Linked DNA regions of Mus musculus: region 1 is linked to region 2. The links are chromatin loops, found by intact Hi-C in ENCODE. Cell type or tissue: left cerebral cortex. All regions are shown on one strand. Each heading gives the region's core, and the rest is flanking DNA. Links, peaks and the distances in the headings are about the cores only. Region 1 holds the start of Prmt1 (protein arginine N-methyltransferase 1). Region 2 holds the start of Prr12 (proline rich 12).

Region 1 (11,810 bases), core at 2,170-10,169, 67 kb before region 2:
TTACACAGGGATCAGACTCAGTCACTCAATGACTGACAGCAGAGCCTGGTGGAACAGTTCTTCAGTGTCCAGCACTCCCCCTTGTTCTTAACAGGACTAGTGGTAGAACCCAGAACCAGAATACCATAGGCACCCGACCACTGGGCCATGCCCCACCCTCCCAGAGTGACTCAAGGCTCTCTATGGCCCCATTTCAACTCTTCCTTTTTGAGGGTTACCACTAACTTTCTTCAACTTTAGAGCTTTCTGCCCTGTTCCCGAGTAGCTCTATGGCTGTGATAAGCCTCAGGCATGCCCGACGCTGCTCATCACACAGAAACCTCACTGATGATCTCGGCCCCCGCCCAGCCCCACACAGCGCTCACTGGTGGAGAAGCCGGTCCTCTTGTGGCATCGGGTGAACTCGATGTTGAAGTAAGCCACCAGCGCGTGCACGTAGTCGTTCCTCTTCACTTGCAGGCAGAAGGGGGAGGTGAAGGTCAGGTCCTCCACCTTGACTGTGTAGATGTCCACCTCCTGCCAAATGGGTGAGCCCAGTCAGTGCTCAGAGCCCACCCTGCACGAGAACTGCTGCCTGTTAGGCCCCTTCCCATCACAGTAAAACAGCCCCCCCGCCTTCTGAAACGGGGTCTCATGTATCCTGGGCTGGCCCTCAAAACATTTTTCCTTTTAAAAAAAAAAAAACATATTTATTTCATGTATGAGTACACTGTAGCTGTCTTCACACACACCAGAAGAGGGCACCAGATCCCATTACAGATGCTTGTGAGCCACCATGTGGTTGCTGGGAATTGAAGCCATCTCTCAGCACAGGGCATGGCCCTGAAAACTCTGATGTGTGGCCCAACTGCTCTCCCTACAGTTCTAATGGACTGGTCAGGGACTGGGACCCCTGCTATTGCTGCCCAGTTACCTTTATGAGGCAGGCATTGGTGACCAGCTGCTTTGGGTCCACCACGTCCACCAGGGGCTCCTTGATGGCCACGTCTTTAATGCAGGACATATCAAAGCCATACACGTTCTCCCACCCTGGGTACAGACAGGGTCAGATGAGCTGTGGAATCCAGGCCCTGCCCTCGCCACCCATCCTGCCCTCACCACCCACTACAACCCCAGCTCACAGTGGATCTTGTAGTCTTTATATTGTCGGTCCTCAATGGCTGTCACATACAAGGTGGCCCGGTCTGGGAAGATGAGGCCATCGGGTGCCTGAAGGGAGTTGGGTAAAAGCAAGGACCTAGCTGAGTGGTCCAATTGTCCAGCCCACCATCACTTTCCAGAGACCCCTTAGCCACCCAGGCCTCATCCTTTAGTCTGGTCCCTACTCAACAGCCACAGTGCACCCAGAGCCCTGGCAGTTCCATAATTCCTAGGAGCATGGAAACACCCCAGAAGGAGACACCTCCATTTTGTACAGTATCCTCCTGATCCCTTCCCCTTCCCCCCAGTACGCGCTCTCCTGGCGTAAGGACTCTGCACTGGCCTTCTTCAAGTCAGTTCCTCTGCCATTCCTTTGGTCCCTTCTCCCTGGGAAGGCCTCATCCACAGAAACACTTGGTGGCACCCTATTTGCTGCTCTAACTCCTTAGCCTGGGGCGCCCATCCAAGGCGTATGGCTCACCAGCCACTTGTCCCGAGCGTGCAGCACGGTGTTGAGCATGGACTCGTAGAAGAGGCAGTAACCCATCCACTCGCTGATGATGATGTCCACCTTCTCCACGGGCAGCTCCACCTCCTCCACCTTGCCCTTGATGATGGTCACCACTGCACCCACAGGAATGGCATGCCAGTCACGGGGAGGGCTGGCCCAGATGGTTCCAGACACCCACAGAGGACTCTGGTCCAAGGGCAGGCACCCTGTCTCTCTTTTCAAACTGTCTCACTATGTAGTCCTGGAACTTGCTATGTAGACCAGGCTGGCCACAAACCCAGAGATCTGCCTGCCTCTGTCCCCCAGCACTGGGGATAAAAGGTTAAAACACCAGGTCCGTCCTAAAGCACAAGGGTAGCACAGCAACAGTTTCAGGTTCTGTCTGCGGGTCTAGGAGTAGCTCTGCTGCGAGCCCAAGTTTAACATTCTCCAGGTCTGGGTTTGTTTCCTCCCCTAGCAGTGCTCAGGTGAAATACATTTTTCTATTCAGTAAGTGAAGCAGTAAGTAATAATGGTGTAGACACAACTGTAAAACGAGGCCAGTAGGTTAGGATGCTTGCAACCAAGTGGGATGACCTGAATCTCACCCCCAGGGTAGAATGAGATCTATCCTCTGACCTCTACATGTGCCCCACCCAATAAAAATAGAAAGCATTTCAATGAAACAAAATAAAACAAAACTATCATAGCCAGCCAGGCCTGGTGGCACAGGCCTGTCACTCCAGCTACTTAGGAGGCTGACACTCAAGGACTGAAGTTCAAAGCCTACTTGGGCTACAATAAGAAACCCTGTCTTGGGCTGGAGAGATGGCTCAGTGGTTAAGAGCACTGACTGCTCTTCCAGAGGTCCTGAGTTCAATTCTCAGCAAACACCCAGTGGGTCACAACCATCTATAATGGGATCTGATGCCTTGTTCTGGTGTTTCTGAGGATAGACACAGCTCACTTACACAGATAAAATAAACAAATAAATCAAAAAGAAAACAAAAACCAAAACAAACAAAAACCCTGTTTCAAATACAAAGAAAGCTGTCCAACTGGCTTGGCGGGAGGGCCAAGGCTCCAAACAAGCGTGTGCTAGCTCACAGGCCTGTTGCTTCAGTTGCAGATCATCTCTTGTTGGGGCAGTACAAAAACTCCTACTAAAGAAAGCACTATCGCCCGGATGGGTGCCAGGCCGCACCTTCCCATGCCTGCCTCTGCCCTTGGAGACTGTGGCACCAGTGCTCATCTACTCTCAACTGTCTTCTCACAGGTTTTCCTTTTTTTGTAGCCTGTCCTGGCCCTCAGGCTCCCAGGGATGGGATGATGGGACACAAGACCTCCAGGGCCTTCAGTTTAGACCTGCTCCATCTTTTATAATGCTAAGTATAACCAGGTACACACCTTTAATCCCAGCACTTGGGAGGCACAAGCAGGAGGATCTCTGAGTTCAAGGCCAGCCTGGCTACATGGTGGGTTCTAGGACAGCCAAAGCTACACAGCGAGGCCTACTCTTGAGAGGAAAACAAGAGTTTAACTGCATGGAAAACTAGTTTGTTTAATCCAAGCACTCGGGAGGCAGAGGCAGGCGGATTTCTGAGTTCAAGGCCAGCCTGGTCTACAAAGTGAGTTCCAGGACAGCCAGGGCTGTACAGAGAAACCCCTGTCTCGAAAAACCAAAACCAAGAAAACCCCCAAAAACCTAGTTTGGTTTGAAATGACACCTCAGGCAGACTAAAGGCCTTCAATGTGTACACATAAGCACAGGACAAAGCCTGTGGTGGGACCAAGTGCACAACCTTTGTGTGGGAACTGTAGAGCGGCAGGCCTGTGGTAAGCAAGCTTCCAGCTGCACACCCAGCCGTGCGGTGGGTGCACGGGCAGCAGTTGTGGGGTTCTCAGGAAGGTAATGCCAGTCATGCCAGAGTGGGGGCTGCTGGGGAGAATTCTTGACAGGCCCTGGATGTGACAACTGAGGGATGGGAAACCCTCGCACAAGGGAAGCTCTAATCTTGAGCACAGTCACCAAAGATCCCCATGCAAAACCCTAAAGTTCGAGGCCCAACGTCCTGACATCCAGACTCAGCGTTCCCGAACGTGAAGGAGCCACCAGTTGTCCACTGTGGTCTCTTAACTCTTCACTGAGGCGTCCAAGAAGGTGCCTGTTCCTCCAGACCCCCCCTCCTGCTCACCATGGTCTAACTTGTTGGCTTTGACAATCTTCACAGCATAATCGGAGATACTGGAACACTCAATCTAAGGCAGGAAGAAGGAGGGTGAGACAGAGTCCAGTCCATGCCCTCTCCAGCTCCTAACCAGCCCGCCCACTGCAGTAGGACTTACCCCAATAACCTTGCGGGCCCCCGCCTTGGCAGCAAACATGCAGAGGATGCCAGTGCCTGAGCCCACATCCAGCACCACCTTGTCTTTGAAGAGATGCCGATTGTGAAACATGGAGTTGCGGTATGTGAGGGTGCGCACCTCATCCTTCAGCATCTCCTGGACAGGGAACCAGAGACAGAGGACCAGAGTGAGGGGACACACAAGGCACGCATGCCACCACCACACTGACGGTGAGCAAGGCTCAGAGGACCCCTTTCCCTTCCGGGCGCTTCTTTTGCAGTGAACACCTACACTGGCCAGGTTTTATCAGTGCCGTCCTTGCCCGAGCCAGGGGTGAATCAGGACGCTGAAACAGGAAGGTCCTGGGTACAAGGCCAGCCCTTAGATCACCAAAATGAACCTTGGTACTGGCCTGGCAGGCTCACACAAATTAAAATGGAGTAAGCAGACAGCCGAGTAGCAAGGAGGTCGATTGACCCTTGACATCACCTCTCAGATTCCAGCCACCTTGTTTTCTGACATGGTGTCTGAGACCTGGGTAGCTGGACCATTAGGTTAGGCTAATGAGCCCAGTGATCAACCTGCTTCTGCCTACTCAGAGCTGAGCTATACAAGCATACACCACCACGCTCGGTGTTCTGGAAGTTATCATGCACGCAGCAGGAACATGGAAGTCAGAAGACACTGTCCATCCTCCATCCAGGGATCTCTTGTATGGCAAGCACTCCTTTCTGCTTGTGTGGCAAGTACCTTTACCCATTGAGCCACTGCCAGTTCTTTTTTTTTTTTTTTTTTTTTTTTTAATTATTTATTTATTTATTATATGTAAGTACACTGTAGCTGTCTTCAGACACTCCAGAAGAGGGCGTCAGATCTTGTTACAGATGGTTGTGAGCCACCATGTGGTTGCTGGGATTTGAACTCCGGACCTTCGGAAGAGCAGTCAGGTGCTCTTACCCACTGAGCCATCTCACCAGCCCGCCACTGCCAGTTCTAAGTGGGTTTTGGGGATTAAACCCTGAAACCCAACCGGGCGTGGTGGCGCATGCCTTTAATCCCAGCACTCGGGAGGCAGAGGTAGGTGGATTTCTGAGTTCAAGGCCAGCCTGGTCTACAAAGTGAGCTCCAGGACAGCCAGAGCTATAAAGAGAAACCCTGTCTCGAAAAACCAAAAAAAAAAAAAAAAAAAAACCTGAAACCCATGCTTGCATGGCAAGCCCTTTAATAACTGGGGTACGTCCCTAGGCCTCCAAAAGCTCAATTATTTTATGCAAATTTTCCAATTTTTTCCCCATTTATGATGCTGGGGATGGAGGCCACTATCCAGCACGTGCTAAGCAACTACTCCGCCACTTTGCCCCAATCCCAGCCTCTAGTAGTTTTTTTGTTGTTGTTGTTTTTAAAGCCCCATGGAAAAAAGACGAGGATTCTTTAGAATGTCATTTGATTTGCACCAAGTCCTGTCTCCTTTATCAAAAAGGGTTGTAGTGCAGCATGAGCCATGGACGCAGCCCCACTGCCAGTCACTAGAGGGCGCCAGAGACAGACAGGGCCGGACCTCATCCCTAGGTCTGTGGTACACTGGGGCAGGAAGCACTTGCACTGGCTTCTGGAGAGATGGAAGAATTCAGTCTTCAAAAGTGGACCAGGGGCAGAAAGGGAGCAGTGAACGTGCTGAGACACTCAGAGCCCTGTCTGGTCTTGTGGTCCTTCAGTCCATACTGGCTGTAGGGTCAGTCTCTACTCACCTCGTGGATGCCAAAGTGGGCATAGGAGTCAAAGTAGTAGTCTTTGGATGTCATGTCCTCAGCGTTGGGCTTCTCACTACTTTCTGCTTGGCCACAGGAAACCTAGAAGAGGGGGAGTGGCAAAGGGTCAAAGGTGGGTTCCCCAGAGTCTCCTCAACCTGCAAAAAGCCCCTCATCATACCAGGACAACCCTCCAGCCCCCTCCAGCATCTTTCTTCCCCAGGTCATGTTTCCACTTCCAGGACCCACCCAGAGCACCATCCAGGGAGCAGCCGCCTCGCCTACCATCTCTCCAGGCTCTATGGCCTGTCTCTAGCTCAGCCCACAGCTGGGGAGGGAGGGAGAGAGGGCAGAGCCAGGGCAGACACATGGAAGGGCAGGGGAGGAGGGCTGGAGATGGAGTTAAGGAAGCAGCCATGGTTCTGGGGAAGCCAGCTGGGGCCAGGAAGGGCTCTGTCCTAAGGGGTTAGGGGGCACAGCAGAGGAAACTGGTTGGAAGCAAGAGGACGGTTAGACCTCTTGGGGAGCCAGATGTATAGCAAGTAAGCTTATGTGGAAGTGGGCTGGGTGGGGGTCTCACAAAAGGATATTTACTTCTTCAAGAGGCGGCTGGAGGCTCATCCCATTAGCCAAGGTGGCTACAAAATTCTAGGAGAGAGTAACAGGGAAAAAGGATTAGCTACGGGGTGATTGGGGAAGGCCTTTGGGGCGGTGAGTGGTTTGTAGGTTGGCTTTGCCTGGGCAAGGAAGGGAGTGTGTGTGTGAGCAGGGACAAGCAATGAGGGAGGCTGTGATCGGGTAGAGAAGGATAGGAAGGAGGGAAGGGAAGGTCTCCTGTCCCAGCTGTTGGCTGAAGAGATGGTGGCCTGCCCCCTGTTGTCCTTCTTTGGTCCAATGACTGGCCATACACACCTACCCCATCTAGGCCACAAGACCCAATACTTGCCAGGGCACATGGGCACTGCCCAGCTGTTGCTCCCCTTCACTACCTAATCCCCCCCCAAGAGATTAGGTGACATTTCCTGACACACATGCCAGGCTGAAGTGCCATGAATAAACTGGAGGGAGGGGTAGGAAGGGAAGGGTGCTGTCGCCTGTCCTAAGAGGATTCCATTAGAGAGACGTAGCACACCACCAAAGCAGCAGGCATACCACCAACTCACACCCACACCAACACACAGAGGCAACCTGACCTCTTTGGTTTCCCTGCCTTTCTGAGGAGGTATCATATATGCCTTGGAAAACTGGGTCCAGCCCATTCCCCACCTCACCTGGGTTCCCACACTGGAACAGCCTTTTCTTTTCTCTGTCCACAAGTCCCAGGGCCCAGGGTCACCATAGTGACCCTGTAGGCTAACTGATCCCTATTTATGGCAGATTTCCCAGCAACTGACCTTCCCCTCCAGAGAACTTGAAGAGGTATGGGCCCCATCAAATTAAATACCATCAATGACTGCCACCCAAGGCTTCCAGAGAAACGTCACAACCTAACCAAGCTCTCAGCTCCCCACAGCCTGGGAGGTGAGATTCCCACGTGGGCCCCACTTTTTCAATAGTACAGACGGACACCAGAAGGTTGACAAATGACTGAAGAGAGCTTGAAACCCATGTCTAGGACCTGCCTTACAAGCCTGATGATGAGCTACTCAGAAGTCAAAAGAAAATGGCAAGTTCAAGGCCATACTCAGCTACAGGGTGAGTTCAAGGCCAAGCACATTTTTTTTTTTGAGGCAGGGTTTCTCTGTGTAGCCCTGGCTGTCCTGGAACTCACTCTGTAGACCAGGCTGTCCTTCAACTCAGAAATCTGCCTGCCTCTGCCTCCCAAGTGCTGGGATCAAAGGCGTGCGCCACCACCGCCAGGCTCAGGCACATTTGTTTAATTAAACTAAGTAAAAAGTAGACTGAGGAATACAGCTTAGGATCGAACAATCAACGATAAGCAGGTAAGCAAGGCAGATGCTAGAATTTCATTCTGTTTTGGGGGGAAATTAGGCAAAAAGGCGGAAATGTTCAAAAAGGGGTCCCTTGCCACATTCAAGTTGGTAAAAATGGAGCTCTGTGGAGGTTAAGGCCCATGGCCATCCGAACTCCTTTATCCCCCACCACTGACCTCTGACTATCCATCCACCCGAGGGCCCTCCCATGAAGGGGTGGGCTTGGGCCACGCCCCATGAAAAAAGACGCCCCTCTCACACGCCCATAGTGACCACGAGGGGGTGCCCGGCGACGGATCCGGATCTCCTCGGATGAGATTCCCCACCATCTCCTTAAAGAGAGGTCACAGGGCTATGCCCATCCCCCCCCCCCCCCCCCCCCGCTGCACAAGGCTAACACAGAGTTGGGGAAAGGGAGGCTGGGGACTGATGTTCTCAGGCCCCACGCGGGTGCAAAGAGCCCGGGCTGCATGGACATCCACAGCCGAGCCAGGGAGAGCGGGTGGCAACCCCTGGACCCCTTGAGTGCAGCCCAGGTCATCGGGCTGGGGGCGGGGCCTTTGTCCTGCACGTGGAGCCCACGGGGCCCCTCGAGGCGGCACACCCCCCTCCCCACGCTACTCTGCGAGACCACGTGCGGCCCGGCTGGAAGCGCCCCCGGCCCGCGACCACGTGCGACAGTCCTCGGCTCGGCTGCGGGTCCCAAAGCACCGAAAGCCGAGATCTCTCCCGTCACGATCGAACACATCCCCCGATGCGGACCAACGCGAAGCCAGGCACATCAAAAGGCCCCGTCCCCACAGTTCAGGCCGTGGGCCACCCGTCTCGCGCCGCCCCCGGGCCTAAAGAGCCCAGCTACTCACCTCCATGATGCAGTTCGCGGCCTCGGCTGCCGCCATCTTCACCCGAGTCCTCCGGCCTCCGAGACCCCCCCCTCTCTCTTTTCTCCCCCCGGCTCGACCGGGGACCGCCTTTTACCAGAGGGTCCTCAGCCCAGCCCCCGATACCCCGCCATAAGTTCTCATTGGTCTGTAAAGCCGTCCATCTGAGAGCTTCATATTTCAATTGGATGACAGACACGCCTATCAAACATAAAGTGCCCGCCCCCCTAGCGTTTAAAGGCCCGCCCCCTCCTGTCCGCTAGGAAGAGAACAACTGCCTGTCTGTCTCACCCAGCACGTGTGACGATTGGGTAAAATTCACCAGATCTTCCCGCCCCTTTCTGGCCAGCTCCGCCCTGGAGCTTCCCGGCGGGCTCCGCGCTAAGCGGACGTCTAGAAACTGACTTGTCTATCATTAAGCTAATCCCCTCCTCCCTCGTTGATATTGGCTGAGCCAAAGGTGACGTTCGCGGCTCTAACGCCACCCTGTTTAAGCGACAGGCCTAGAAGAAGAGGGGCCATTGGCCCATAAGGAAGCAGGCAGAGCTTTGGGCAGCAGCAACTGGCTCTTAGGAATGTCAATCATCACCATTCTGTGGATTCCTCTCCCCCATACCCCCTACCCCGGTCTTGGATGTTTTCTGGAGGAACTGGGGAGCGTGGGCGCGTTAAGTTATAGGGAAAACCCCAATTCCTGAGACGTGGATGAGGGCGCATTCTAGTCTGTGATTCCGAAACCAGCCATGATTCGCTGTGAGCTTCCCACCCCTGTGCTGGAAGGCGCCAAGTTCTGAACACCTGTGGCCTCCTCGTGGCCTCCAGGTCCTCTGCGGGAAACACCCAGCGTCCTTTGTCTGACCAACTCCTACACGTCAATCACCGGCAATTCGGACGCCACCTCTTCCAGGAAATTTCCCTGAATCTGCAGAAAGTTACTCCTTCCCTGAGGATGGATGTCAGTTGCTGGATTCGTGAACCTTCCCTTTGCCTTCAGTCCCACCAGTCTATGGTCCAAACATAAGATCCTTTAAACTCCCGTATGAGCCCTCCAGTGGGAGCTTCCGCATAAGGTACGCGAGCACATCTGACCTGTTTCCTTCCAACGCCTAACACTTACTTTGTATAGTGTGAGCATGCATTCGTGTGTGCCTTGCACGTATGGAGGTCACAAAGCAATGAACAGGAGTCCTTTCTCCCACGATGTGAGTGTAGGGAATTGAACACAAGTCGTCAGGCTTAGCGGCAAGCACCTTTACCCTCTGCTGCAGACCAACACTTACAATCTGGTAGATCTTTTGTTTGACTGATTCTCACTGTGCCTTGGGCCTGGAACTCGCCGTGGAGATCAACCTGTTTTTGTCTCCCAAGTGCTGAGATTTAAGGCCTATGAAAATCTTGCCCAGCCAATATGGTCCCCCTTTTTTTCCCGTTTTTCCTCGATAGTGTTTCTCTGTGTATCCTTGGCTGTCCTCTTACTCATAGATCCGCCTGCTTCTGCCTTCCCAAAAGGCATGCTTCCCACGCCCAGTTCAGTATGATTTTTTTTTCCTCTAAGATTTATTTTATGTGAGTACAACAGCTGTCTTCAGACACAGCAGAAGTGAGCATTGGATCCCTTTATTATAGATGGTTGTGAGCCACCATATCGTTCCTGGGATTTGAACTAAGGACCTCTGGAAGCGCAGTCAGTGCTCTAAATGGCTAAGCCATCTCTCCAGCCTTTTTGTTTTGAGACAAAGTTTCTTTTTCTTTGTGTAGCCTAGGCTGTCCTAGAACTCACTCTGTAGACAGGGCTGGCCCAGAAGTCGAAGATCTAGCCTGCCTGTGCCTCTCTCAGATGATCTGATTGACTCCAGCCTGTCCTACTTTGTCCCCCTATCTCAATAGCCCCAGGGCCTTTTCTGCTCTGTGTCAATCTCCCCCACCCCTACCCCCTCGACACCTTCTGTGTCACCTTCTGCCCTGGTGCTTCTGTCATTCTCTACAACTTACCAGCCCCTCAGCCCACGGCCTTATGAGGCCTTCTGCCACCTCCAGGACGATGTCTTAATCCTTCAACCACCTTCACTCACTTCAGCCTCACTGACTGCATCCCAGTTTCCTGGGGCTGCTGCCATCTTACATGGTGCTCCTCGTCTTTGGGGAACCAAACTTGCTTCTCATTTAGGACAAGAGATTTTATCTATAGCAGTGAATGAGATGCATTCTGACTTTGAGCCAGCCATCCTTGACAGATTTAAATAAACTTAGCACAGGGAATCTCTGCAGTCCATTCGGTTTCCTACAAATACAGATTCCTAGGAGGAAACTGAGGCTCAGACAGGGAAAGGGGATTGGTCAGGGCTAAACACTTACGACGCTGAGCTTTATCTCACTGTAGAAAGGCAAACAAAACAACTTTATTTTTTAAAATGTATTTAATTTGGATTTTGTCTGTGTGCACAGTATGTGTAGAGGCCAGAGGCTGAAGTCCAAATGCCTTCCTAAATTTCCTTGAGACTGTCTGCATAGACCAGACAGGACTGGAACTCAGAAGTCCACATACTTCTGCTTCTCAAGTGCTAGGATTAAAGGTATGCACTGCCTTGCCAGGAACCACTTTTTTTTTACTTTTTTTTTTTTTTTAAAGAAAAGGTCTGAGCCGGGCGTGGTGGCCCACGCCTTTAATCCCAGCACTCGGGAGGCAGAGGCAGGCGGATTTCTGAGTTCGAGGCCAGCCTGGTCTACAGAATGAGTTCCAGGACAGCCAGGGCTATAAAGAGAAACCCTGTCTCGAAAAACCAAAAAAAAAAAAAAAAAAGAAAAAAAAGAAAAGGTCTCTCGGTGACACTGGAGCCTGAACAGCAAGCCGCAGAGATCCTGCTTCTGCCTCGCGAGTGCTGAGTGCTGGCATGCGCTCTGTGCCCCGCTTTTAAGTGAGGGCTGGGGATGGAACTCAGGTCTTTATGCTTAGGCAGCATCCACTTTATACTGACTGCCCTAGCCCCATTTTGGAGCTTTTGAAGCAAGGTCTCATGTAGCTCACACTGGCCTTGTACTCACTATGCAGTTAAGGATGACCTTGAACCTGATCCTCCAAATGCTGGGATTACAGGTCTCCTGCATCAAGCACTGCACAGTTTAAAGTGTAGCTAACACACACCTGTGAGACCTGCCCTGGAGATTTAAGACCTGGCACTCTGCTCCACTCACAGCTACATACCCCAGCAACCTCAGAGAGGTCTACCATAAGTCAGGGTTAAAGGTGGAGCTTAATGGTAGTGGTTGCCTA
Region 2 (11,270 bases), core at 3,271-11,270:
TGTCCTCTGCACGAATGACGAACTCATCTCGCTCCCGGAAGATGCCCTCTCCACCACTCTCCCCTGCCTCCTCATCCGTCTCCCCACACACCGCTGCCGTCTCTTGCTTCTTGGCCAGGTGCAAAGGCCGAGCGTCTGGAGGTTCAGGGTCCTCTGGGGATGGGGCAGGAGGCTCCTCTGGAGGGGCAACTGGTGGGACCGTTGTGGGTGCTGGCGGGGGCGGTGGAGGTGGTGAGGGCAGTGCTGGTGGAGGCGGTGGTGGTGGCGGTGGTGGAGGAGGTGAGCTAGCCACAGGAGTCACCAGTGGGGTAGGTGAGGGCAAGGCTGGAACTGGTGGTGGGGGTGGGGGTGGAGGTGGAGCCGGCTGAGGTGTTGGGGCAGGAGGCGGAGTGGGTGGGGGCTTCTCCTCCAGCAGTGGGGGCTCTGAGAGAGAGAGAGAGAGAGAGAGAAACAGAAGAAGATAGAGTCATCAGCTCTATTACCATTCATTGACCATGTAGTCCAGGCTGGCCTTCAACCAGATTTTCCTACCTCTATCTAAGAGCTAGTTAGAATGACAGTTCTGTGTCACTATGCCCGGCTTCACTAACCTTACAAATCCTATGTCCCTAATGGCAACTTAGCCCACAGCACATCCACATAGCCACACGTCCTTACTAAGGGTAGACAGCAAAGACTGTCATGACTCTCCTGTAGAGGTCCCACTTCTTGGTCCAGTTCTAGGTCCTTCTGTGAGACCACCACCGTAGCTCCAGCAACAAGGAACTCCTTGTTTGTTTGTTTGTTTTTTTAATTTTTATTTATGTGAGTACACTGTAGCTGTCTTCAGACACACCAGAAGAGGGCGTCGGATCCCATTATAGATGCTTGTGAGCCATCTTGTGGTTGCTGGGAGTTGAACTCAGAACCTCAGGAAAAGCAGTCAGTGCTCTTAACCACGGAGCCATATCTCCAGCCCCTACAAGGAACTCTTAAGATCTATCTCATTGCCCTCATGCCGTTGTCAGTCCTAAGCCGTCTCCCCAAGTCTTTGCAGCTCTTGTCCAACAACTCCTAACTCGGAAGCTCTCTTCCCTGACTCCCAAGCTTGCATTCCCTCCTACAAAATCCACCGCCTTACAAGCCTTCCCTTGTCTCCTCCATCAGTCATTTGATTTTCTAATGCCACAGACATTTGCCGAATTACGTGTGCATGTCTGTATACCATGAATGTGCAGGGGCCTACAGAGGCAGGAGAGGGTACCAGATCCCCTGGAACAGGCATTTGGATGTGGGTGCTGGGAACTGAACCTGGGTCCTCTACAAGAGTGGTAAGCACTCTTATCCACTGAGCCATCTCTCCAGTACCCCAATTACGTTTACTAGTAATAGAACCCAGGATTTTCACTCATTAAGAAAACGCCAGGCCAGGCACTGGTGGTGCACGGCTTTAATCATAGCACTTGAGAGGCAGAGGCAGGCAGAATTCTGAGTTCGAGGCCAGCCTGGTCTACCGAGTGAGTTCCTGGACAGACAGGGCTACACAGAGAAACCCTGTCTCGAAAAACCAAAAAAGAGAAAAGAAAAGAAAAGAAAAGAAAAGGAAGAAAAAAAGAAAGAAAAAAGCAAAAAGAAAACACCAGGAGGAGCCGGGCGTGGTGGCGCACGCCTTTAATCCCAGCACTTGGGAGGCAGAGCCAGGCAGATTTCTGAGTTCGAGGCCAGCCTGGTCTATAAAGTGAGTTCCAGGACAGCCAGGGCTAAACAGAGAAACCCTGTCTTGAACCTCCCCCCAAAAAAAACAACAAAAAAAATTTTCATTTGTTACTCCTTCACTTATATCCTATTCTCTACCCAGCATCCTGGAGGGCCCAGTATCAGCGATTCCCTGCTGAACCTCTGAGCTCATTAAAAGATATTCCTCTAGGCAATGGTGATACACATTTTAGACCCAGGACTTGGGAGGCAGGTAGATCTAGAAGTTCAAGGCCAGCCTGATCTACAAAGTGAGTTTCAGGGCTGCCAGGGAAACACAGAGAAAAAACAAGAATAAAAGTTTGTTTTTGGGCCGGGCGTGGTGGTGCACGCCTTTAATCCCAGCACTTGGGAGGCAGAGGCAGGTGGATTTCTGAGTTCGAGGCCAGCCTGGTCTACAAAGTGAGTTCCAGGACAGCCAGGGCTATACAGAGAAACCCTGTCTCGAAAAACCAAAAAAAAAAAAAAAGTTTGTTTTTCTGTCAATCAGGCAATCAGGAAATCACCTTTGTCAGGTGTGCTCTTCTACACACCAGAAAACAAACTTGAAATAGTGTGTAACCTGAACAACTTTATCTGCTGACTCCAACAAGCCTCACCCAGATCACCTTCTGAGAACTCACCCGGCGTGCCACTGCTGTTGCTGCTGGGCAGGCTTGGGAGAGGGGGTGGACCGGAGGCTGTAGGTCCAGTGTCTAAAGGCGGCTCCTCCGGTGTGGACGTGTCCTTAGGGCCTGTGAGGGGTGGGTCGTCCAGGGCCGAGATGGCGGAGGAAATGCTCTCCTGCAGGTCTCTGTTCTTGGCCACAGAGTCTTCTTCATCCGAGGAGAAGGAGGGCAGCGTCTCGAGGTTGCGCTTCAGCTCTTCGTCCAGCCGCTTGCAGGGGGAAGGGCAGCCGAGGCCCAACCCTTCGCTCTCCGCCGCCTCTAATGCGCCTCCCAGGCCAAAAGGACCAGAGGGTGCCGGGTGCGGCACAGTGGGCACGGTGGGTGGTGGGGGCTGCAGGCCTCGGGTGGGCACAGAGGCTGGCACACTCTTAGGGGGGCTTAGCGGTGGCGTCAGGCCAGCTTGGTAGAGTGGTGGGTGCCGCTTGCCTGACTTGAGAAAGTCAAGGAAGGACGCCATGAACCCTGACTTCATCTCCGGCTGTTTCTCCTCTACCTCCTTGATCTTGGCCTCGATCTTCTCCCGGGTCAGGTTGGAGTCCAGGCTGTTGTGGTCTACACCCGAGATGACATCATTGGAAGGTGCTCCCAGACCCTCACCAGCTTTGGGCACAGACAGCTTGATCTAGACACGGGGATAGCAAAGTGTCACGGTCCAGGGGCCCACCCTCCAGGGATCCACCCCGGAGTGCTGCACCCCTCCCCCCCCACCTCACTTTAGACCACCTCCAAATTCCTGCAACAAATTTGTGGAGTCTCAGATTTCAGCCCAACTGACTACTTGAGACAGGAGGCCAGGCCAACAGTCCCTCCCAGACACAGATCTTCCCCAGTACTCAGGCCCACAGGCTCTGAATGCCAGTCCATCCCTCCATGCACAAGACTTTAGAACTTGAGTCCTGCCACCCTGTCTGCACATGAACATCACAACATTTTATCTCATGGAAACACCGGAATTCTAGGTGACTCTGGTGCTTTTTAATGAGACAACCACAACTCTTGATGCCTAGGGCATCTGACACCTCCAGTCTCACAGAGTCCATCCCAACCCCTCCCACACCCAGTCCCCCTCACCTTAAGTGGCTTCAGGGGCTCCAACCGGGTACCTCCCATTTCCTCAGCCTTCCTGCCTCTGCCCCTGCCCCGGCCCCGAGGTTTCTTGGCCCCATCAGTGGTTATGGAGGCTGGCCCCGCCATGGCAGGGCCCTCCAGTGGACGAATCCTGGGCCTCCCCCTGGGTCGGGGAGGGCCATCGCGCTTTGCCTTGGTGGGCTTGCGGCCACGGCGACGCGGGCCGTCAGGACCAGGGTTGGGTGGGCAAAAGTCTATATCTCCCAGTGGTGAGAGGGCTGGTCTGGAGCGACAACTAGACACCAGATCGGGCAGGCGCCTTGGGTTTAGGCGGATATCTGCGGGCACATCGGCTTTGTCCTCATCAGCCTCGAACTCATATTCCTGTGCATACAGCTTCTTGGGCGTCTGGAAGGGGGGGTCTCGGCGCCGCAGCAGGTGAAATGAGGATGTCTTCAGCAGCTTCTTTGGCTTGGTTGAACAGAAGATGGGCGAGGTGAGGCCACCCTTGGGCTCAGAGACAGGTGGTGGTGGCGGTGGTGGCGGCGGCGGCGGCGGTGCTGACTGGTGTGGCCCGCTCTGGATCAGGCCCAGTGGCTCTGCATTGACTGTGGAGGGAAGCTCAGGAGGTTTGTTGTGATCCAGACCCAGGCCTGGAGTCTCTGGTCCAGTTCCTGATGCCCGGCCTCCACAGTAGGGTCCATAGGGATCATAAGCAGTGGGACCAGGGGGTGGACCAGCACCAGTCTTGGGGTCTCCATCATCTTCGGTCTGTCCGGCCTTGCCATAGTCATCGGCTGCCCCTCCACCAAACATCTCCTCCATGGTGGGAAAAAAGCTGCGCTCCTCGTCCTGAAGCAATGAGTCGGGGAAGCAGATAGACGTGAGGGGTACAAACCGCGGTGCCTTGGTCCCTTGAGGGCTGGGGCTTCTGTAGGCGCCTGCAGGATCTTTGCCCTCCGAGTTAGGTGGTCCCACACCAGGGTCCCCAGGCCCTGACGGCAATGGTTCCAGAGCCCCGAGCAGTTCTTGCATGGCTCCAGGAGGCTCCAGACTCTCCTCGGGTCGTAAGCGAGGGCTTGGGGCTGTGGGCTCCAGGCCGTGGCCGCGGAGGTGGGCTTCAAGCTGCAGAGGCATAGGTGGTGGGGGTGGGGGCGGCGGCTGGGGCGCCCCATCCCGGGTGGCTGGCTCAAGGAGGTGGACGCCGACTTTGGGGGCGCTAGGTGAGGGGCTGGGGGCATGGCTGAGCACAGAAGGGAGGAGCTGGGGAGGAGGTGGAGGCAGCACCATGGGAAGGTCAGGACCTCCAGCCTCCAAGAGGAGGCCATGGGGCGCTGGCTGGGTTGCCTGGGCCGAGGGTGGTGGGGGAGGTGGGCTCTTCTGCAAGAAGGCTCCCAGCTCCTTGGCACCGGCTCCATAGTGAACGACTGAGGTGGCTAGTCCCTCGGGAGTTTCGCCACCCCGTTCTGGCCCCTTCTTCTTGTCCTTCATCCTCCCCAGGCCCAACTCCAGGGCGGCCGTGGCACCCTCATCCAGACTGGCACTAGTCCGGATGACGCTCTGCAGGTGGTACCTCTGGGGATCTTCCTTGGCTAATTCATATGGTGTGCCTGGCGCTCCTCCAGCTCCACCACTGCCACCGAGTCCCTTAGCGGCATCGGCAGGACCATCCTCACCCACCAAGCCGTCTGCCCCTGAGGTCCGAGGTGGGCTAGGTGCCTGGAGCAGGTGCTGAATGAGAAACTCTTCGTCTTCCGTGCGCTCGGCGGCAGAACCACCAGGGCCGGCAAGCAGCTCTGAGCCATCACCTTTTCCCTTGTAGCCGCCTGCTCCAGCTGCATAGCTGCTAGCTCCAGGGGGCGCCAGGAACGGAGCTGAGGCTAAGACCGAACTTAAGTATTTGCCAGGGGCTCCTGGAGAGCCAACGCCTGGAGGGCGGCCAGTAGCAGGCGGTGACTGGAGGGGTCGGATAATATGAGATGGGCTAGCCTCCCCACCACCTCCCAGAGAGCTGGGTCCCCAGCCGCCTCCGTGGCCTGAGAGAGCAGGGGAGTGACCAGTACTGTAGCTGAGGGAAGGGCTGGCTGTGGGCAGCCCCTGTGAATGGGCAGCTGGCCCTGGGTAAGGCTCACTCTGTACCCCATAGAGCTGACCCTGAAGCTGGTCTGGAGAGTAACTCTGACAGGTAGCCAGGCCAGGAGGCGGGGGACCGCTAGGGGGCTGCGGAGGACCCCCAGAATAGCTAGGGCCTTTGCTCAAGTCCTGTGCTTGACCCCCTCCAAATCCTTGCCCGTAGGCTTGAGGGCCCAGAAGCCCTTGGGGCTGGCCAGGGGAATATGCCTGGCTCCCAGCCCCACCAGCCCCAGAGGCTTTCCCAGCGGCATAAGCAGCTGCAGGTCCACCCAGGCTCTGACACTTGGGTGTGGCGGTGGATCGAGGTGGCGGTGGCCTGGTGGCACCCCCCGTGGCTGGTCCATAACCTCCCTTACTCGTCTTGTAACCGGGGGACTGGATGATGGGGCGGTACCCTCCCCCACCCCCAGCCGCACCTCCCCCAGCAGTCTCCGGGCCTGTAGCCCGGCCAGCTGCTCCAGCTGTGGCTCCACTAGGCCCACCCTTGCTAGGTTCTCCAGCACCCGGAGAAGGTTCCCCACCTCCCAAAGGGCTGCAAGCCAAGCTGGCCCGGTGGCCCATTGAGGGATAGCTGCCTCCGCAGCTCAGATAGTGCTGCAGGGAATGGGCTGGTGGTGGGGGCGGTGGGGGCTGGGCACTGGCCGGCCGCTGATAGTGTTTGATGACCGTGTCCTGTCGGGGCAGGGCCCGCTCCGGCGGTGGACCGGGGGCAGCACCCGAGAAGTTGTAGAGCTGGGGGGACGAGGGCTCGGCAGCAGTGGCAGCAGAAGAGGAAGCCAGCAGATTGAACTGAGTCGGGAGGTGGCGGGGAGGTGGAGGTGGATCTGGGGGACCAGGACGGTAAGGGGGAGTCTGAGCAGGGCCGAGGCCAGCAGGCCCCAAGACACCACCCCCTGCCAGGCGCTCGAAACCCAATGACGAGGGCACTGTAGGTGCCTGGGAAGGCTTCAAGTGGAGCACATCATGAGGGGACAAGAGCCCATTAGCAGGAGGACTGAAGGGTGGATCCTGGAGGCTGAGGGATGAGGGCACTGGGAAGGGGCGGCTGCCGAAGGAAGCCGGGTGCTGGTAGGCAGACAGGGCAGAGGAAGACGGGAAGGTGCTGGAACCTGGGAGGGCACCAGAGATGAAGAGTTCCGTGGGGCCCGGTGTGTGCATGGCTAGGGATGAAGAAGACCATTGGTCAGAGCGGACCACGAGACAGCCCTTCTCCAGCCCGCTGGAAATAGCACTTACCTGTCTGCCAGGAAGGGCTTCGGAACTGGGAAAGGAGAGAGGAGGCGGAAGGGCCAGGCTGGGGGCCCCGAGACTCCAGGGCCGAGATGAGGTTCATGACGGAGGCGTCGGGCCCTGCTGAGCCCGCGTGGTGGAGGCCAGTGTCAAAAAGTCCAGAGAGGCCTGACAATGGATAAGTGAACGAATCAGCCAAGAAGAGGGTAGTGGCTGGGGTGAGACAGACGGATGGGAAAAGCACTAAACCAGGTTCAGTTCAGAGGAGGACTGGAGGGAGGAGCCAAAGGCAAGCAAATGGACGCAGTGCCCGTCAACGCAGTTTTCAGGAGGCTGAGGCAGGAGGATCAGACCTTCAGAGACAATCTGAGTAACTCCAAGAGAGCCTATCGCACTTATTAAAATAAAGAAAGAAAGGAATGGGCGGGGGGGGGGGGGGTGTGAGGCTATGAGGCTATAGAAGGCTCAGGGTGGGATTTCCAGCACCTCAGAAGTACCAAAGAAAATTCAAAAGAGGAAGGGGAAAAAAAAGGGCAAGAGTCAGAAAACAGGGAAGGGGACAACAAGGGCAGCCTGGGCAGACTGCACCGATTTAAAATTCAGAGGTGTGGGCAGCAAGGACAAGGTGGGGGATGAGGTTACTCTAAGCAAAAGGGGGAGGGCTAAATAACTGGAGTCAATAGGAAAGAAAAAGGAGACGACCAGCCAAGAGAATCCCACGGGGAAAGAAAAGACTAGGGGTGGGCTGGAGGGAAAGGAAAAGCCTGGAAGAGAAGGTGGGATTTGGGGGGGGGGGCCCTGATGGGTAACAGCCAATAGGAGGCAGAGGGGCGGAGCCATGACGGGCCTGACAAATCCGGCGTGAGATAAGGCCTCAGAGGCAACCAATCAGAGGAGAAGTGGCAAAAAGAGGTCCAGGACCCAGAGCAAGGCCAATTAGCAGGGGCGGAACTTTCAGCAACCAATCAGATATCTTAAAGGGCAGACTTGCCCCAGCCCTCCAGGATGGGAGCCCATACCTGCAGGGTGGTGGTTGGTGGCATAGCTTTGTAGTGGGTGGGGGGCCGCATAGGCCTGGCGATGCAAGATGTCGGTTTCTGGGTGGGAAGTCCGGGAGCTGCCGTAGACCAAGCTGGGAGCAAGAGAGAGATGTCAGAGTATTCTCTCAAGCTATCCTCTGGGAAGGGGGCTAGGAGGGGCTTCTCAACTGAATGGAGGTGTTACTCCAAAGAACCCAGAGATAACACTAGGGAATCCAGTCATCCCATGGCGGGGGAGGGGGTTAAAAAATGTCATTCTGGAGCACTTAAGAGTCCCACGTTTGCAAACACGGGCATGCGAGGACACACTGGGGACGGAGAAAGTCAGGGGAAGCAAATAGTCAACGTGAAAGGTGTGGTCCTCCCTTGAAGTCCTCCCATGCCACAACAGAACGAAAGGTCCAACACTGCAAGGACGCACGGACAACCCAAGACCCGCTGAAACGACACGGACCCTGAATTAGGAAAGGAATCCAGCCAGGCCAGGAGCAGGAGGTAGCTTGTGTCCCAAATGGCAAGGGGAGAAGGTGGGGAGGGGACAGGACACAGGGAAAGTCCCAGGTACAAGTCCTGACACGAATTCGTTGCATCCCTAGGGGCTGAGGTTCAAATGCACCGGCCTAAGTGAAGCCAGATGCGTGTACAAACAGGAGTTCAATTCACCCGTGCAAAAGAAAAGGTCCCGAGTGTGAAGTCCCACTCTAAAAATTTATACACGCTGGGGAAAGCTAAGTGTGGAGGGGGAGGAGGGTGAAGGGCAGGTGAAGAGTGAGGACACAGATTAAACTACAAGAGGCAGGTTCACGGGTGAACACGCGGCTAGCCACGCGTGCACAGGGCCCACGCTCACACACACAAACACAAACGGGGAAGAGACACGACTCTGTTCCAGAAAGGGCCCAAATCCGTGGCCTTGCACCAGAGGGCAAACAGCGCGCCATCAACCAGGATTCACAGCTTTGAGCAAGGTGGGGAGCAGAAGGGGGCGTGTCCCTAATCTCAGGACCCCCCCAAACACACAGAATTCTAGTTTAAGAAGGGGGCGGGGCCCCTTGCCCACTCTGCGCGGGGAATTTCTTGGAGGGGGGAGGGACCGAGTGGCCCGGCCTCCTGCAGCCCCGGAACAATAGGACCTGGGAGGGGGTGCAGCCCCCCAGGTCTGCGAGCTGATTCTCTTTTCCTCCCACCTTTGCAGTTGCAGAGCCAGGGGCGCCCGGGGGGAGGGGTCAGCACGCCGGGAATCCAAAGATGGGGGGCAAGTCCAGGCCTTGCTTCGCCAACCCTTCCCATCTTCCCAAGGCCTTCCCGGTTCGAATTTGTTTTTGCGCCTTGCCTGCTTCGTTTCTCTCTTTTGCAAGCAGGAGCTGGCTTTGGCGGAGTTTGCAATTTGCAAACTGGGGCGGCGGCGTTGTTACAAACCCAAAGAAGGCCGCTCCCTTGCAAAAATCGGAGGGGGAGTTGGCGATGCACGCGTTGCCGAGCGGGCCCCAGGCCCAGGCCAGGCAGGAATCCCCCCACCTCTTGGCCCATTTCTCTAGGTCCCCCTCAGCTCCTTACCTAGCTTTCGCTGACCTCTCGTAACTCCATCCCGCCCCGGCGCCGAGCGGGTCCCCGAAGCCGGCGCTGGGGTAGTTCCTGTCCATGAATTGGCCGCGGTGGAAATTGGGGGGAGGGGGAGGGAGGGGGAAAGGAGGGGGAGCGCGCGCGCTCTCCTCCGCCGCCGCTCCCTCCGCTGCTTTTTTTCCTCCCTTTCTCTTTTTTTTTCTTTGCGGCCACCGAAGGCCCGGGAAGGCCCCGGGCGGGGGAGGGAGGGGGCAGGGACGGAGGGGCGGGCAAAGGAGGGGTGCAGCCGCTGAGCCAAGGAGGGGGGGTTCCCCCTGGAGGAGGGAAAGGGGGGAGGAGGGACCCCGCTGTCTCCGCCTTTGCCCCGGCGCTTGCAAGAGAGAAGGGGACGCGCGCTCCGGAGGGGGCGTCCCGGACGGCCCCGGAGTGGGTGCGGGCGCTGGGTGCTCGCTCTTTCGCCTCCGCCGCCGCCACCTCCTCCTCCTCTGCGCTCACGGTGCAGCCATCTTTGCACAAGGCGGCAGGGGGAGGGGGGAGGGGAAGGGGGGCGGGCGGCGGGGTGTCTGGCTGCGCTCCGCTTCCTCCCACAATCCCGTGCAAATGTAAAAAAAAAAAAAAAAGAGAGAGAGAGAGCGCGAGCGAGCACTAGCGGAGCCTGGGAGGCGGGGGGGGGGGGTAAGCGAGTGAGCGCGAGCGCACCAGCGGAGCCTGGGGGTGTAGGGCACAGCGCCTGTACACAGAGATTCAGTTCCACCGCGCGCAAATGCGCCCAGAAAGGGGGCTCAGTTCTTTTGCATTTTTATTTTTTTCTCATTGTTTCAATTTTTTATTTCTTCCATCCCCCCTTCCTTTCCCAAAGGGTTTTTAAGCAGAGGGCAGCTCAGATCAACTCCATTTACCCGGGTGCAACACAAGCGTGACACCCCGCTTACAGCACATTGCAAATGCGCCCCCCACCTTTATACTGGATTACAAACCGCCCATGTGCCCGACTGGGGAAATACACGAAGTCAGGCGTGTGCAAGGGCCTGGTTCCCTGCGCGTACGTGCCCCGCGGCACCAGTGGAGTGACAGCCGAGTCACGTCTGATCCGAGTTTCCTAAAAGGTCTGCCCATTCTGAGGCAGGGCCACTGCTCAGACGAAGTGTGGGGGGGGGTCACTGGAGGGCCGGGGGCACCAACTCGGCAACAGGATGGTCAGGGACGTGCGTGTATGCGTGCCCGGCGGAAACACGTGTGTCATGGTAGACCTCGGGTCCGACGACCCTGACTCCCCCACGGACACACTGAAGCCCAGTCGTCGAAGAAGCTGGCGACTTCCGGAATCCGCTATGAATCAGGGGCACAGTTCAGGGAGCCCGCGCTGCAAGCAGGTCTTCAGTGAGGCCTTCTGAGGCTATCGGGGATGGGGGTTGGGAGTGCAGAGTCAAACATCCCAGCCGCCCCCTCCACCGAGCCTACACCGACCCGCCCTTGGTGCCTCAGCCAATCCTCAATCCTGTAGGCACAAGCCCCACCTTCCTCAAAAGCTGCACTCTTGCAAGGCTGATCCACGCCCCTATAGACAATTGCGTAGGGTCCGCCCTCCCCTGCAAGCTCCGCCCTATGTAGGTTTTCCTAAGCACCAAGCCCTGCCCTTGGGGACACGCCCCTCCCACGCGTTGCCTCTCCCCCCCCCTCCCTCTGGCACCACCCAGGCAGAAGCCCCGCCTCATACCTGGAGTAAGGGGGCGGAGGTGCGTCGTGCACCCCGGAGGCTGCTAAAGCCTGCTCATAGGTGGGAAGGCCTGGGGGCAAGGGTGGAGATTGAGGCGTCTGAGGACTCAAGGGGATG

The links. A loop is a pair of places that touch in the nucleus more often than their neighbours do. Peaks named below come from ENCODE experiments on the same cell type or tissue, not always from the same donor. Only the 100,000 strongest peaks of a DNase experiment are listed, where the experiment ranks them.
Region 1: a loop joins it to region 2, with 2.2 times the contacts of the local background. A loop is called at or near these places in 12 of 42 quality-filtered maps.

Annotation. Positions count from the first base shown.
Region 1 is chr7:44,977,762-44,989,571 of GRCm38, forward strand. It overlaps Prmt1 (protein arginine N-methyltransferase 1), which reads right to left and starts at 8,659. Exons shown (of 10, transcript NM_001252476.1): 1 at 8,522-8,659; 2 at 5,725-5,826; 3 at 3,977-4,132; 4 at 3,826-3,889; 5 at 1,622-1,764; 6 at 1,122-1,209; 7 at 914-1,029; 8 at 366-516. The coding sequence starts at 8,557. Gm15545 (predicted gene 15545) reads left to right here and starts at 9,139. Exons shown (of 2, transcript NR_045266.1): 1 at 9,139-9,609. In left cerebral cortex, for the core only: CTCF peaks have their summits at 5,502 (motif pointing right) and 7,929 (motif pointing right); DNase peaks (open chromatin) are centred at 5,503, 7,934, 8,306, 8,936 and 1 more place; H3K4me3 peaks cover 2,171 bases; H3K27ac peaks cover 2,117 bases.
Region 2 is chr7:45,043,366-45,054,635 of GRCm38, forward strand. Prr12 (proline rich 12) reads right to left here and starts at 9,969. Exons shown (of 14, transcript NM_175022.3): 1 at 9,431-9,969; 2 at 7,853-7,965; 3 at 6,840-7,001; 4 at 3,474-6,763; 5 at 2,358-3,024; 6 at 1-423. The coding sequence starts at 9,516. It overlaps Prrg2 (proline-rich Gla (G-carboxyglutamic acid) polypeptide 2), which reads right to left. Exons shown (of 7, transcript NM_022999.1): 6 at 11,154-11,270; 7 at 10,239-10,832. The coding sequence ends at 10,814. In left cerebral cortex, for the core only: no CTCF peak of the experiment used is centred there; DNase peaks (open chromatin) are centred at 7,744, 8,663, 9,274, 10,021 and 2 more places; H3K4me3 peaks cover 3,217 bases; H3K27ac peaks cover 2,423 bases.